Linked DNA regions of Homo sapiens: all the other regions are linked to region 4. The links are chromatin contacts, found by Hi-C or POLR2A ChIA-PET in ENCODE. All regions are on one chromosome and are shown on one strand. The core of a region is the stretch at or near the end of the contact, and the rest is flanking DNA. Distances in the headings are between cores, read along the strand shown.

Evidence for each region. A loop is a pair of places that touch in the nucleus more often than their neighbours do. ChIA-PET counts read pairs that join two places held with the same protein, here RNA polymerase II (POLR2A). Pooled maps may share reads with other maps.
Region 1: a map with no recorded cell type shows a loop between it and region 4 (16-fold over the local background). The contact joins the enhancer-like site here to the promoter of REV1 in region 4. A Hi-C loop is called at or near these places in 2 of 168 maps with a recorded cell type or tissue (OCI-LY7 and heart left ventricle), 1 of 37 single-sample maps with no recorded cell type and 4 of 50 pooled maps.
Region 2: a map of heart right ventricle shows a loop between it and region 4 (7-fold over the local background). The contact joins the enhancer-like site here to the promoter of REV1 in region 4. A Hi-C loop is called at or near these places in 6 of 168 maps with a recorded cell type or tissue (A673, MCF 10A, PC-9 and 3 more), 20 of 37 single-sample maps with no recorded cell type and 18 of 50 pooled maps.
Region 3: a loop to region 4 is called in a pooled map, with 4 times the contacts of the local background. The contact joins the enhancer-like site here to the promoter of REV1 in region 4. A Hi-C loop is called at or near these places in 3 of 168 maps with a recorded cell type or tissue (CD8-positive, alpha-beta T cell, IMR-90 and naive thymus-derived CD4-positive, alpha-beta T cell), 9 of 37 single-sample maps with no recorded cell type and 15 of 50 pooled maps.
Region 5: a map of chondrocyte shows a loop between it and region 4 (10-fold over the local background). The contact joins the enhancer-like site here to the promoter of REV1 in region 4. A Hi-C loop is called at or near these places in 1 of 168 maps with a recorded cell type or tissue (chondrocyte), 1 of 37 single-sample maps with no recorded cell type and 2 of 50 pooled maps. POLR2A ChIA-PET finds 5 or more read pairs at or near these places in 1 of 52 experiments (activated T-cell).

What each region holds. Positions count from the first base shown.
Region 1 is chr2:100,233,791-100,236,490 of GRCh38, forward strand. The region is part of intron 1 of LINC01104 (long intergenic non-protein coding RNA 1104); the gene reads left to right. Among named protein-coding and RNA genes, the nearest start is that of LINC01104, 27 kb to the left of the region's middle. Within about 2 kb of position 1,406, at least 5 of the 41 ENCODE cell types and tissues checked have a DNase peak (open chromatin) inside an H3K27ac peak, as active enhancers do; they include OCI-LY7, where a contact is called at or near this core.
Region 2 is chr2:98,636,562-98,639,261 of GRCh38, forward strand. MGAT4A (alpha-1,3-mannosyl-glycoprotein 4-beta-N-acetylglucosaminyltransferase A) reads right to left here. Exons shown (of 16, transcript NM_012214.3): 13 at 1-34. Among named protein-coding and RNA genes, the nearest start is that of UNC50, 29 kb to the left of the region's middle. Within about 2 kb of position 1,315, at least 4 of the 41 ENCODE cell types and tissues checked have a DNase peak (open chromatin) inside an H3K27ac peak, as active enhancers do.
Region 3 is chr2:98,821,572-98,824,271 of GRCh38, forward strand. It overlaps CRACDL (CRACD like), which reads right to left. Exons shown (of 10, transcript NM_207362.3): 7 at 286-1,966. Among named protein-coding and RNA genes, the nearest start is that of LINC02611, 51 kb to the left of the region's middle. Within about 2 kb of position 1,305, at least 20 of the 41 ENCODE cell types and tissues checked have a DNase peak (open chromatin) inside an H3K27ac peak, as active enhancers do.
Region 4 is chr2:99,488,661-99,491,360 of GRCh38, forward strand. REV1 (REV1 DNA directed polymerase) reads right to left here and starts at 1,357. Exons shown (of 23, transcript NM_016316.4): 1 at 1,157-1,357. RefSeq lists silencers at 832-911, 982-1,081, 1,192-1,861 and an enhancer at 1,295-2,180.
Region 5 is chr2:98,908,157-98,910,856 of GRCh38, forward strand. All of the region lies in intron 1 of CRACDL (CRACD like), which reads right to left. Among named protein-coding and RNA genes, the nearest start is that of CRACDL, 27 kb to the right of the region's middle. RefSeq lists an enhancer at 1,504-2,003. Within about 2 kb of position 1,360, at least 10 of the 41 ENCODE cell types and tissues checked have a DNase peak (open chromatin) inside an H3K27ac peak, as active enhancers do.

The DNA of each region.
Region 1 (2,700 bases), core at 156-2,655, 750 kb after region 4:
TAAACTGCAATGACATATTGTTCCACTTATCAAATTGACCAACGTAAAAATGGGCTGATGAAGTTCAGCATTGGTGAGGGTATAGGAAGTAACTGGCACCCAGGTACATTGTTGGTGCAAGTGTAAATCAGTACACCTTCTTGGCTTGCAACCTAGCAATATCTACTGAAATGTTTAAAGTTCTAATCTTTTAACTCTGTATTTCTACTTCTAACATTTAAGCCTCTAAAGCCTCAAGAATGTTCCTTGGGGCTTTGTTTAAAGACTTTAAAGTATTAAAAACGTAAAAGTAACCCAAATGAACTCTGAAGAAGAAGATTAAATAAATGCTGGTACAGCCGAAAGATGAAATACCACACACGTCTTAAGAATGGGTTAGACCTTCCTGTCCCTACTGATATGTAAAGTGAAAAACGCAAGCTCCGAACTGCATTGGTGGTATGAGTCCACATCCAAAGTAATCAACAGCAACAGTAAGAGGGTTAGTATCAGTGTGAAAAAAGAAGACGGAGAATTATGCACCAATTTTTGGCAGCATGTCCCTAGAAATGAGATTACTTACATTCTTGTAAGGTTTGGAATTTTACATAACTTTGCACCATGTCATCAGAAGAAAAAGGCAGGGCACATCTTAGTGTAGGCTGAAACACATTTCCATTCAGTGGCTATCTGGAGGGGTTATTCATGAAATTTGTAAACATGTGGGCATTCAAAGTGATATTTCATAGAGGCTCTAAGAGACAAATTTCCCACATGAATAAACAAAGGAAGGTATGGGGAAGTCTATGTGGCAAAGTTTATTTAGATCCTCGAATCAAGAGTTGCAATTGGTTACGTGTCTTTGAACAACTAATTTGTAAGCTTCCCAGAGTCCTGGTTTTCTCATCTGCAACGTGTGGTTGGGCAAGGCAACCTTCTTAAGGACTTCTCCAGTTGAAATGGGCTCAGCCTGCAAGTAAGTGGAATTTAGGTAAATGATAATCCTAGCAATGGAAGGTGCTGCTCATGTCTGCTAGGACGAGTGCCTGAGAGCTAGCGGACTTCAAAGTCAGCTAAACAGACTTTCCCAGCTTAATGTAGCTAGGTGGCCTTTTCCCCTTCAGCACTTTCTCTCCTTCATCCCAGGTGGTCTGCTTCCCCATCTCTAGTTGACTGAAGAAATTAAAGAGAAAAAGAGAGAGAGAGCAAGACTGAGATGGAGAGCGTAAAGAAAATCAAATGTATTAGGAAGAAGAAAAGATGAATGGTGTGCGAACTGGGTCAGATAGGAGGGAGGGCAGTTAAAGATGAGTTACTGGAGGTGCAAGTCACACTAACAAAACTTTGAAAAACAAACGAAGGCCTGGTGAGGCGATGACTAACACAGCTATAGATCCGGGCATTGCAGGCCGTCCCAGAGGGCCGGCTTTACAACGTGGCCATTGATCCAGCCCAGGTGTGCACAGCCTCGGCCACTCTCATTTCCCCTTCCTGCCCACAGCCTCCCCGCTGCTCAGGAAGCTGTGCAGCCCTGGCTGTGCATGTAGAACTCAACCGCAGGTCAGGGAGCCTGGGGAGCTGGGGGCTCCAGGCCCTGTTCTCACTGTAAGAGCAGCTTTTGTGTCAAAGGCAAGTTCACAGCCGCTGAGTCTTCCGAGGCATTGCAGAGCTTACGCCTTTACCGCCAGCCGGTGCTAGGCCCAGGGAGAATGATGAAGTCGTCGAGGATATTAGAACCACCATAACGTATTTCCTGGGCATTTTGTGGCCTTACCTGCAGGTAGGTATGACGATAAGCACATCAAGCAGACGGGGAGGTCAGGTGACTTGTCCAAGTCACCCAGCCAGAAGTAACAGAGCCAAGACTCAAACCCAGATCCGCTCAGTTTCTCCTGCTCTGATATTGCTGCCTTTGATTTTTGCCTTTGGATCTTTCCAGACCTATCTCCCACCCCTTGCTCCATCCCACTGAGTGTGCCCCATGGCTTTCTTGTATGCTGCGGGCCTTCCAGCCAGAAAGCTGGACCTGGCAGTGAAGGTGTGGACACACCTTAACACATGGAGGTTAAAAGCCACGACAGTCGGGAGCTCACTGAAATGGCTTATTGCTGCCTCTCCTGGGCATAACTGCAATCTGGGTGAGATCCCAGGAGACCAAGCCAACTTTAAGATGCAAAGGGACAAGTCTCTAAGGGTTTTCAGATATTGGTGGGTGAAGGATAGGGAAAGAGCCCAGAGGGGCAGGGAGGAGAGGAGCGAGGGGAGAACGAGAGGCCTTCCACAGTCTCTCAATGTATCAGAGTCAGCTGTTGCCACAGCTGTTATGAGTTGAAGTGTGGCCCCCAAAATTCACAGATTGAAGTCCTAACTCCTGTACCTCAGAATGTGACCACATTTGGAAATAGGCCTGTTGAGATCACATTGGATTAGGATGGGCCCCTAATCCGTATGACTTTATACAAAGGGGAAATTTGGACACAGACCCACATACAGAGGGAATGCCGTGTGAACATGAAGACGGCTACCTACAAGCCAAAGAGAAGGGCCTGGAGCAGATTCTCCATCACAGCCCTCAGAAGGACACCTGCTGACGCCTTGGTCTCGGGCTTCCAGCCTGCAGAGCTGCAAGAGAACACCTCTCTGTAGTTTATGTTGCTCAGATTGTGGTACTTTGTAAAGGCAGCCTTAGCAAACGAATGCAATAGCTCATTTTCAAAGCCC
Region 2 (2,700 bases), core at 65-2,564, 850 kb before region 4:
AGGATGTTCTTGGTTGCCGCTATGGAACAAATAACTGAAAATACAAACATCAAAATAAAAACACAAGTCGGGCTAGATTTTACAAAGATTCAAGAAAATGACCTTACCTCAGAGTCAGCTTTTCTACACAAGACTCTAAGCAAGCAAAGTTGACAACGCTAGAGCTTCTAATAACTGCACAGTATGTGTTCTGAATGGTTGTAGGGAACTTAGAAACTTAAGAGCATGACTCCTAGGTGATAAGTTCATTCCTTCTGTCAGAAACAATTATGTTTGCTGCTTAACATAATAATGTACCTAGATATTTTCAAAAAGGATGAGTTTTATGTCACTGTCTATAATGCTTTAAATATTTAACCCTCTTCCCAGAAAATTATAACACCTATATAATACTGCTGTATCTTATATCAGAAAAAAACTTCACTAGGACAACCAGTAGTCATGGCATGTCCAAAGACCAGTTCTAGGCTGGGCGTGGTGGCTCACACCTGTACTCCCAGCACTTTGGGAGGCCGAGGTAGGAGGATCACTTGAGGTCAGGGGTTCAAGACCAGCCTGGGCAACACAGTGAGACCTCGTCGCTACAAAAAAATTAAAAAATTAGCCAGGCATGGTGGTATGTACCTGTAGTCCCAGCTACTCAGGAAGCTAAGGTGAGAGGATTGCTTGAGTTTAGCCTGGAAGGTCTCATCTACAGTGAGCCGTGACTGTGCCACTGCACTCCAGCCTGGGTAACACAGCAAGAACTCATCTCTAAATAATAATAATAATAATAGTAATAAATAATAATAATAAAAGAAACAAAGACTAGTTCTATCCAATACAAATAACTTTAATATTAGTAGACTAAAAGTAAATTAACCTCTTAAAATATCTGAATATCAATATTAAAAAAGCATTTGAAGAATGACTAATTATCGATATATGGTGACAGATCTAAAATACTTTCTGGGTGTGAGTATAATACTCTGTTTTTGATACTCTGAAAACAAACTAGTAAGTATGCGTATGCGTTCTCAGGGTGTGGGGAAGGGAGGAAACTAGGTCAGACATGCAAAGTATGTCTGAATCTAAACCTAACTCTAGTTCAGTTGCATGGTTAAAAGTTTAGGCTTAGGAGTCAGAAAGACCTGGGTCCAAATCCTGGGTCTCTCAGTTACTAGAATTGTCACCTTTCACGAGTTTCCTCAGCTTTCTGAGCCTGAGTTTCTTCTATAATGCAGACAGTCCCATCTACCTCAGAGGACTGCTCCAATCAGTTCAGGAGAACTGACAAAAAGTCCCCCGCACATTCAAAATGCTCAGCCAGTCACAGTATGGTTACGATACAGTTACAGCGGTGGGCCAGTAGATATGGCTGTAAAAGGTTACGTGGGAATTCTTGGGGTGATAGAAACGGTCCTTATCTTGATATACTGTGTCAAAACCACAGTCTGCAAGATGCTCCCCTTGGGCAAGTGGGGTGATGGGTACACAGGATGTCTCAGTTTTACTTCCTACAGCTGCGTGTGAATCTATACTTTCTCAAAAGTCAAAGACTAAGAAAAAGAAATTGATTGTTGAGGGAAAAAGCACACAAAATAAATGTATCAAGTCAAGTGAAACTGTCCCTGTTATCTCACCTCTATTAACAGTTTAATAGATTTTTTGCAGATTTGTTCTATGTACATAATATATGTAAAACATTGTTTTTATTTTTCAAAAAATCCTTCTATAATCTATAATTCTATACTCTCTATATAGAATGCTATATATTCTAGAATCCTATACACATATAATGCCATAATCTATAAAATGATCTATAAGGATATTCTATAAAGTTATAAAATTTGCTTTTCACCCCACTTAGTATATATCTAAGAAAGTTTTCATGTCAATACATACTAATCTACGTCAATATTTTTGATGACTGCTTACAGCATTCCACTGCGTGGCAATATCATTTTATTTAACCAAACACATACTAATGGACATCTATGCTGTTTCTAATTCTATGCTGGCTCTCTGAGTGGTAAACAATATCTCAAAGTGCAGAGTATTACTAATAGTATAAAAATGAACTTTAACAGCAAAACAAATAAATGCTCATGCAAGTGCAAAATATTATTCAAAACTATTTCTGTATGTTCTTCCAGTGGTATTCCCAATGCTTAAAACACTTTTAAAACTTGAATTCCTCTTTGGAATCAGTTTAGAGTAACAAAAGAAAATTAGTAACATTGTATCACAGCTCTAAATTGTTTCTGACCACCTCAAATAGAATTACTGAAAATGATTTCTGGTGGATTCTAAAAATCAAATTGGCCCTCCCATTGGGACACATAAAAGGAAACACCACAGAGTGGGGAACTATGTTCCTTTAAGTATGCCACTGCCAATCTGGGGAACACACCCAAACCTGAAGAAGGACTGAAGGAATCACGACTATTAAATTAAAAACAGGCCAGGCACAATGGCTCACGCCTATAATCCCAGTACTTTGGGAGGCAGACATGGGTGGATCACCTGAGGTCAGGAGTTTGAGACCAGCCTGGCCAACATGGTGAAACCCTGTCTCTACTAAAAATACAAAAAAATTAGCCAGGTGTGGTGTCAGGTACCTGTAATCCCAGCTACTTCGGAGGCTGAGGCAGGAGAATCTTTTGAACCAAGGAGGTGGAGGTTGCAATGAGCTACATTGCACCATTGCACTCCAGTCTG
Region 3 (2,700 bases), core at 55-2,554, 670 kb before region 4:
TAAGGACAGCTGATGAGCTTAAAAAAAAATTCGCAAAAAGTCTCAATGTTTTAAGAAAGTTTACGAATTCATGTTGGGCCACATTCAAAGCCGCCCCGGGCCCAGGCCGCGAGTTGGACAAGCTTGCTCTAGATCAGACATGATGTTAGTGGGAATTCTGACTCCTTCCAATTCCCCTGCAACAAAGTTTGTACCAGGAGCATTTGGCGAGTGTCCAGCAAGATGTGCCCGTGGATGTGGATCTCCCCAGGCCCTGCCCTTCCCGCACCCTCGGCGGGCTCTTACCAGCTCCCCTGCGCAGCGGCCTTTTCTCCGCCGTCCTGGGCTCCTTCCTGGGTTCCCGCTCTCCCGGGCCGGCGTCGGGGGGCGCGGGCTGGTGCGGGAGCGTGAAGCTCTGCAGAAGCGGCTTCCGGGGCAGGGGCGGCTTGGAGCTGAGCGGCTCGGGGGGCCGGGCCTTCCCCTTTCCTTGGTCGCTGGGGGCCCTGGTGCCTCGAAGGGCGGGGGCCGTCCCGAGGGGACACTTCTCCTCCTTCGGGAGCACGGTCAGCGACCTTTCTAACCGGACCTCGGCACTGTACCTCTTCACACCCTTCACCTCCTGAGAGGCGCCATCCCTGTATTTGAGCGAGAGGGAGGTGGACCGGAGCTTGACGGGGAAGGGGTTTCTGTCCTCACTCGGGGCCGGCTCCTGGGCGGCTGGGCAGGGCTCTCTCGTGCCGGGCGCGGCGGCCGCCTCCTGAGGGCTCTTGCGCGGCCCGGCCGGGCTGGCCGCCCTGTCCCCCGAGTCCTGAGGGCCGCGCTCCGCCAGCTTCCGAGGGCCAGGTTTCGCGTGCTGGGGCTCGGGGAGACCCTGGAGGTCGTCAAGAGCCGCCTCGCTCCTCCAGACCGGGCCGCTCCTCGCGAGGGGCAGGCGGCCGCTGGCCCGTTCCAGCGGGCGGGAGACGCCCGGACGAGGCCGCGCTCGGCACGAGGACACCGAGAACTTCTTCGCGCCTCGCAGCTCGGCACCGCCCCTCTCCGCCTTCCGCTCTGGCGCCGCCCTCTCGGCGCCCGCCGGTGGCGCCTCGGCTCGCTCGGCCTTGGGGCGCTCCGGGGCGGCGGCCTCTGCGTCGAGGGAACCGGGGCCGGGCTCCACCGGGGGAGACTCCGCAGCGGCAAGCGGCGGGGACGCGGCGGGGCCCTCGCTGGCGGCCGCGGGCCGGTGTTTCAGGCAGCTCTTGGGCGCCGGCGGGCTCGGGGCGGGCGCCGTGGAGGGCTCGGTCCCAATTCTCTCGGGCTCGGTCCCCGCTCCTCTCTCGGGCTCCGTCTCCGCTTCTCTCTCGGGCTCAGGCGCCGGCCCTGGGGGCCCCTTCTCCTCATCCGGGAGCACGGGCGGCGTCGGCTCCGCTTCCTTCGGGACACTGCGTTCTGGCCCGTCGCGAGCAGAGGGCGCCTCTGAGGTGGCGGCGGGGTCAGTCTCGGGGGGAGTCGTGTCCCCCTCAGGGATGGCGGTGGGAAACGGGCTCGCGACGTCTTCGGGAGCACAGACCACCTCCTCCGCCTTGTCCGTGGCCGGGGCACACGGGCCTGCGGGGGGCGCCTCCCCATCCTGCTTTCCGCCGTCGGGACCGGGATTCGGGGGGCCCTCCGGCGGGGACGGGGGCTCCACGCGGAGAGTGGGGGCCGACTCGGGCTCGGCGAGCTCCGGGGTGGCCGGGCGGCTTGAGGGGTCCTCCCCGGGGACGCCCCCCTCCTCCACGCTGGCCGTGAGCGCGGAGGAGTGCTGCAGGCGGGCGCGTCTGGCACGGGCCCCTCCGGGTGGCGGCAAGGGCGCCGGTGGCCCAGGCTCAGGGCCTCTGTCTGGCGCCACGTCCTGCTGCCCAGAGCTGGGGCGCTCTTCTGGGCTGACTTCCAAAAGTGGCTTCTCCTCGTTTTCCTCCTCCTCTGGGGTGCACGTCAGGTCGCTCAGGGATTCAGACTGAGCGCGCTGAGAGAAATAAAGATAAAAAGCATCGTCGCTATAGCCAATTCCAGGAAGCCTGTCACCTCCCCACTTTTTTCAAGGCTTATAATGGTTTAGTGATAGCAGCACTATAAAGCTGGCACTTAAGTAGGCATGTACCCACGGGTGTCTTTTCTCAGTCTGTATCCTACTGGTCTACTTGGGCTCACAAGTTTATCAGGACAATGGCAGATATGCCTCCAAAGTAAATGTCTACAGCTCCTCTGGCAGAGCCTCAAAACCAGTGGACTAGAGTAACGCCAAGGGAAGGCGACCAACAGCAGCCAGTGTCTGCTATGCTCTGTGCTCCCACACTTGTTATTTCATTTAATCTTCCATTCATCCCAGTGAGGAAGGGATGATGAGTCCCTTTTTGCACTTGAGAGCCAGGAACTCAGAGAGGCCAATACCTTGTTCAAGCCTGGGCAAGCAGGTGGCCGAGCTGAACAGCTGGGACTCTATGGCTCTGTGTTCCTCCCAGCCAGTCTCCCATGTCAACACTTCAGGAATGTACCCTCATAGTAAAGCCAGACTGGTTTTCCTAAAAGATGGCTCATATCATGCCAATAGCTAACCATGGCTTATAGGATAAAACCAAAATTTTCAGCTAAATTTAAAGTCCTAGATTCTCTGGTCTTAAGCCGTTTCTTCCACTCCCTACTCAGGTCAAACCAAGCCCTCAACACTGTGCCAGACACTTGGTCTGAGTGACTGTCACC
Region 4 (2,700 bases), core at 107-2,606:
CAAACCCAAGAATATGTGTGAAAGGTTGGTGGACAGATAGATGGTTCCCACAGGCTGATTTGCTACATACAGAACTCCATAGAAAGAACCAAGGTTATGGTTGGTCCTACCCTACCTAAACAGGAAATGGCTTATTCTCGGAGACTAAAGTGCCAAGTCCGGAAAGACCAGACAGATACACAGAATTACAGACTGTTACATAAAGTCCTTAATAGTTACAAGCCCTTGTTGTGCTATGTGCTAGTCTGCATTATTTTCACCTAAATGAAACCATTTCTACTTAGTACATGGCGTGAGAAGACGTGGAGATAAAGAGAATTAGCAGACGTATATTATCTGCAATTTATCTTACGGAGGAGTACATTAAGGAGTGTTATGTGAGATTATTTCTTTACAAACTGAGAATAGGTAGGAAGAGCAGCGAAACACAGCGCGGCTCGGTGCGCCCAGAGCGGCGTCACTGTAACAGTACAGAAGTGGGCAAGGGGCTCTCGGAAGGACAGTTGGGGAACGGCGCCCAGCGTATTTAGCGAACGGACAAGCAGCAAGGAAAAACAAGGGAGCAACAACCGCCTTCGGACATTCCGACCGGTTCTGGGATGCACCGGGGACGTCGAAGGCGGGGTGCGGAAAAACGCTGTGGCTGGAGTGCGGGTGGGAGCGGCGGCTCGACCGGGTCGACATTCTACAAACGCTTGTGGAACGAACGCCCGAACGCGCGCGTGAATGAATGGCGCGGAACTGAATGGCCGGCCGAGGCGCCGGCGCAGGAGGAAGGAGTTTGCGGCGCGGTCTGACCGGGCCGGCGGGATGCGGCCGGGCGCGGAGGGAAGGGCCGCTGCGCCAGGGGTCGGCGCGGGGCGGCCCATGGGGCTGGCGGCGGCGCGGGGCCGGCCGCGCCATGACGGAAGGGAAGGGGAGGGGAGGTCACACATTACATAACCCGGCGGCTGCGAGCGTCAGGGGAAGGCGCCGTGGACAGCCCAGGCCGCGACAGGACGGCCGCGGGCCGGGGCCGGGGCGACGCACCCCTCCCCCGCGCCACCTCAGGCCGACCGCGCTCTGGCCGCTGCCGGGCGGGTCTGCGGCGCCTCCGGGCGACGCGTGTCCGATCCCGCCCCTCCCCCACCCCGCCGCCGGCCCGGGGGTCGCTCACCTTCCGCGTTGCCCCAGACCACCATGCCCGGGCCCGGCGGCCTTCTCCGGCCTTGCGGACCCCGGCCCCGCCGCCGCCAGTGCCCTCGCCAGGGACCAGGGAGGAGGGCCGGGGGAAGGCAGCCCCACCGCTGAGCAGCGCCGCGGTCCACGCTCCCCCACGCTCGCGGCAACCAACCCCGCGCGCGCTCCGCGGTGGCTCTCCGCCCCTCCCCCTCCGGTTAGCGCGCGCGCCGCAGCCACGCCCCCTAGCGTTCCGCGCGCGCTCCCCGGCCCCGCTCGCGCTCACAGCCGCGCGGCGCACGCGCTCTGCTCCCCCCGGCCCGGGGCGACCCCAGCCTCGGGCGTAGCACCGCGGCGCCCGGCGTCGGCCTCCGTGTTCCTCCCCTCCCCGGCCCCGCCCTGTTGTTCTGCAGCCGCCCGCAAGGGGCAGCGCCTGGGCGGCACGTGACCGTCTCGCTAGCTGGGCGGAGGGGAGCGCAGCGCGGGCCCGCCCACGCACTGCGCCGCCTGCCCGCCCGTCCTGCTCCGGTCACCCCCGCGCTTCGTTGACCGGGTCGCGGCTCTTCGGTTGCCATTCGGACAGCGCGCCGCTCCGTGCACAGCGAGTCCCCGCGCCTGCCCCGCCTTGGGGCTCCCCAGTGGGGAAGGACACAAGTGCAGACACTGACCGGGCTTCAAACCCCGGTACTGTGTGAAGATGCGCCAGACGCCCGGGTTCCCTCCTTAAGCAATTGATTTACAGTGACATCTAGTGGAGAAAGGGACACACATGAACTGACATTTTCCTATGTCCAGAGCAACCGAGAACCACGGCCCACTCAGGTTCGCGGGAAGGAGCACTGCGCCACGGCGTTTTCGGGATTCGTGGCCTGCTCCCGCAGGGCACAGACACTATCTTCTGTCCTTTGAGTGCCCGGGCAGCATTGCGCCTGAGTATTTGTAAACGGAGGGCCGGTATCCCATCCCATGTACAGCGCTGGAGTTACCCGAGAAAGCAGTTTTCTATGAATATAAAAATAATATCCTATATTATGTATGCGTAAGTACAATTCTAATTGAGGGCCTTCTAGCAGAAAACAATCCGTCCATAAGGACCACTTTCTCCCTCTTGGCAGGGTCGCTTTGAAGACTCCACATTGTTACATAATAGTCTTTATTGTTGTAATGCACAAACATGAAGATACTTTTTTCCCACTCATTCCCTTGCCTAAAATGCTTCAGAGTTTGCAGGTACTTAGGAAACAATCAGTATTCTTTTGAAAACTGATTTGCAGAGTTGGAACTTGTTTACTAGCAACACAGAGAATACTCAAATAGCTCATTTCTTTCCCTTTCAGTTTTTTGCCATTTTATAGACTTCTATAAATGCACTTCAACTTCAGTATTCTCGTCGCTAATCCAACGAATTTAGATTGCATACTTTTCAAAGACGTCATAATTTAAAACAAATTGCGTAATTGCTTTCTTTTCTTTTCTTTTCTTTTGAGACGAAGTTTTGCTCTTTTGCCCAGGCTGGAGTGCAATGGCGCGATCTCGGCTCAC
Region 5 (2,700 bases), core at 110-2,609, 580 kb before region 4:
GCTCCTTTCATGTTCAAAGCTGTAACCAGTAGACGGACTGGCTGTCTCAACTGGGAGGCAAGCCACAAGAACAGAAGAGCCTAAATGTGTGGCCTAGAGAGAGCTCCGAGGTCACCCTCAGGTAGGGCATCTCTTCCAGACAATTCCAAAATCTCAGCTGTGGGACAGGAATGGGTCCCACACCGCCTCTCTTGCACATGCCATTCCATGTCAACCCTCCAGCAAAAGTTATTTACCTGGCAAATGCCTGCCCTGTCCCTGCAGTGAGTAGTCTGGCAGGGGAGAGGCTAGCCATCCTTCCTGGCCACACAGCTGGATGGCTCCACAGTTTCTCCCATCCCACAGCCTGTGGATAGCCTGTCGACCCAACAGCTTGGAAGTGAACAGAAAGATTTTATCAGCCCAAACAAAAACCCAAAGCCAAACTCACTCTATTGCTGCAAATGCCTATCAGGCAGATAAACTCCATTAAGGTCTGTCCCCTCCCTTCCCTGGTACAAGCTGCCACTTGCCCTGGACAACAGACCAAGGCTCGGGTTTCCAAGGTGGCTTACAGTCCAATGACCTTCCCCTCTCTGGTGTTGCCTCCATCAGTGGTGCAACGACATTCAGAGTCTACCGAAGGCTGGGACCTACACTTGGGAAGTGGAGTGAGCCTCACAATTTCCACTAAAAGTCCATCTGTACAGAAATAAATTTCATTCATACCTCATCTGTTTTCTCTCAGCCTAGCCAGAGTCCCTATATTTATTTGTATCAGTAAATTTGCACAGCCAGAATAATCCTAAAGGTTCAGAGGTCTACACACGGAAAAAGCCCACTGCCCCAAACTTGTCTTGCCCAGCCCCGTGTTTAAAAGCTTCATGCAAACACTGAGAGTACAGGATGTATAAATGCGTCCTGAGTTTAAGCCTCACACAGTGAATCAGCATCTCAGCAGCTCTGCTTCCTCTGAGACTCTGGGGAGGTTTCTTCAGTGAAAATTCAGAAGAGATTGGCAGAAAGCTGTCAAGCGATTGCTATGTATGGTTTCTCTGCACATCAGGAGATTCATGAGCCCTAGATAGCAACAGCAGATTCTTAACTGTCCCTTATGATATTTGCATTTGATTCCCAGTGCTTCTCAAGGGGAACTTATTTGTTCACAAAATTGCTTTCTTTATTTTGGTTCAACTTGCTTCTGGTTTACACATAAAAACTGCGATGTCACTGCTGTAACTTATAAGAAGGGGTGAGCAGGTTCAGGAAAACCCTTATTACAAATCTGAGAAAGCAGTTATGATTACGAGATAAGGATGCAATCCCAGGGGAGGTTCTAAATGTTTCCATGTAATCTGGACCCAAGCAACCGTCGTCAAACCACTGTTCATGAAATCTGTGGGTGCAAACAAATTGAGCTGTCAGGCTGCAGGACGCGAGCAAACACTGGCCAGGCAAATGGCATTTCCTCCCTCCAGCACATTTCTGCTGCTGACCCGCCTGCTCTAAGGCCCACTGAAACCTGACACCCAGACCAGCTGGCCTCTCCAGGGAACGGGCCTGGCACCAAACGCTCCATCTGTTAGCACACCTCAAGCCACCTGGCCACTTTGCTCTTTTTCCCTGGTTCCCTTACAGGCAGGAGAATCTTGTTCCTCTGCCACCTGTAAACTCACAGAGCCTGTCTCGAGGTACAAAGCCCATAAGTGAGAGTGGCAGAGGGCCAGCAGAGTAGCTACGGAAGCCAACAACAAAAGGAATGGGTAGCGGGGCTTGGGCCGCTTTCAAAAAGGGGAAACTTAATTCTGAAGCAGGAAATGGCTGCATTTTGCCCCGATTCCCACCCCTCCGGATTAGTACATCATGAGTAGTCAGTAACGCCATCTCTCCCACATCGCACTTTCCCTATAACTTGGCACCACTTCCCACCTCGGAAGGATGGCTCTGTCTCCTCCTCCAGCTGCTCCTACCTGCAGGAAGCCGATTTCAGAGACCTCTTACCAAGGGGGCTGTGAGCTGGGATGCACCCTCAGGCAGGACCTCCCACTTCCCCATTGAGAAGAGGAGACTGTCTCACCTCTGAAAACTAAGAAGCTCCTTGAGGCCAGGTGTGGTGGCTCACACCTGTAATCCCAGCACTTTGGGAGGCCAAGGCGGGTGAATCACCTGAGGCCAGGAGTTCGAGACCAGCCTGACCAACGTGGTGAAACCCCGTCTCTACTAAAAATACAAAAAATTAGCTGGGCATGGTGGTGCATGCCTGTAATCCCAGCTACTTGGGAGGCTGAAGCAGGAGAATCACTTGAACCTGGGAGGTGGAGGTTGCAGTGAGCCAAGATCACGTCACTACACTCCAGCCTGGGCAACACAGCAAGACTCTGTCTCAAAATAAATAAATAAATAAATAAATAAATAAATAAATAAATAAATAATGCTCCTTGTTTCCCAGCCACTGTTTTGAGGATCCCCCAAAACCAGAGTCTGCTCTGCTCACAATGACAACCGTTTCTACAAAAGAAGGAGGAGCCTCAAAGCCGAGAGAGTGGGAGTTGGAGTGTTCCCTCCCTCCACACCCACCTGCCATCAGAGCTCAGGGTTGCAGTTCACCAGGCCTAGCTCCATTCACCTGCTGGTGGCCTCGGCCAGGGTTTGCCCTGACAGGGCCCATTTCCTTTTCTGCAAAGTGGAGCCAATAATGTGGTGCCTCCTCTTACGGGTGAC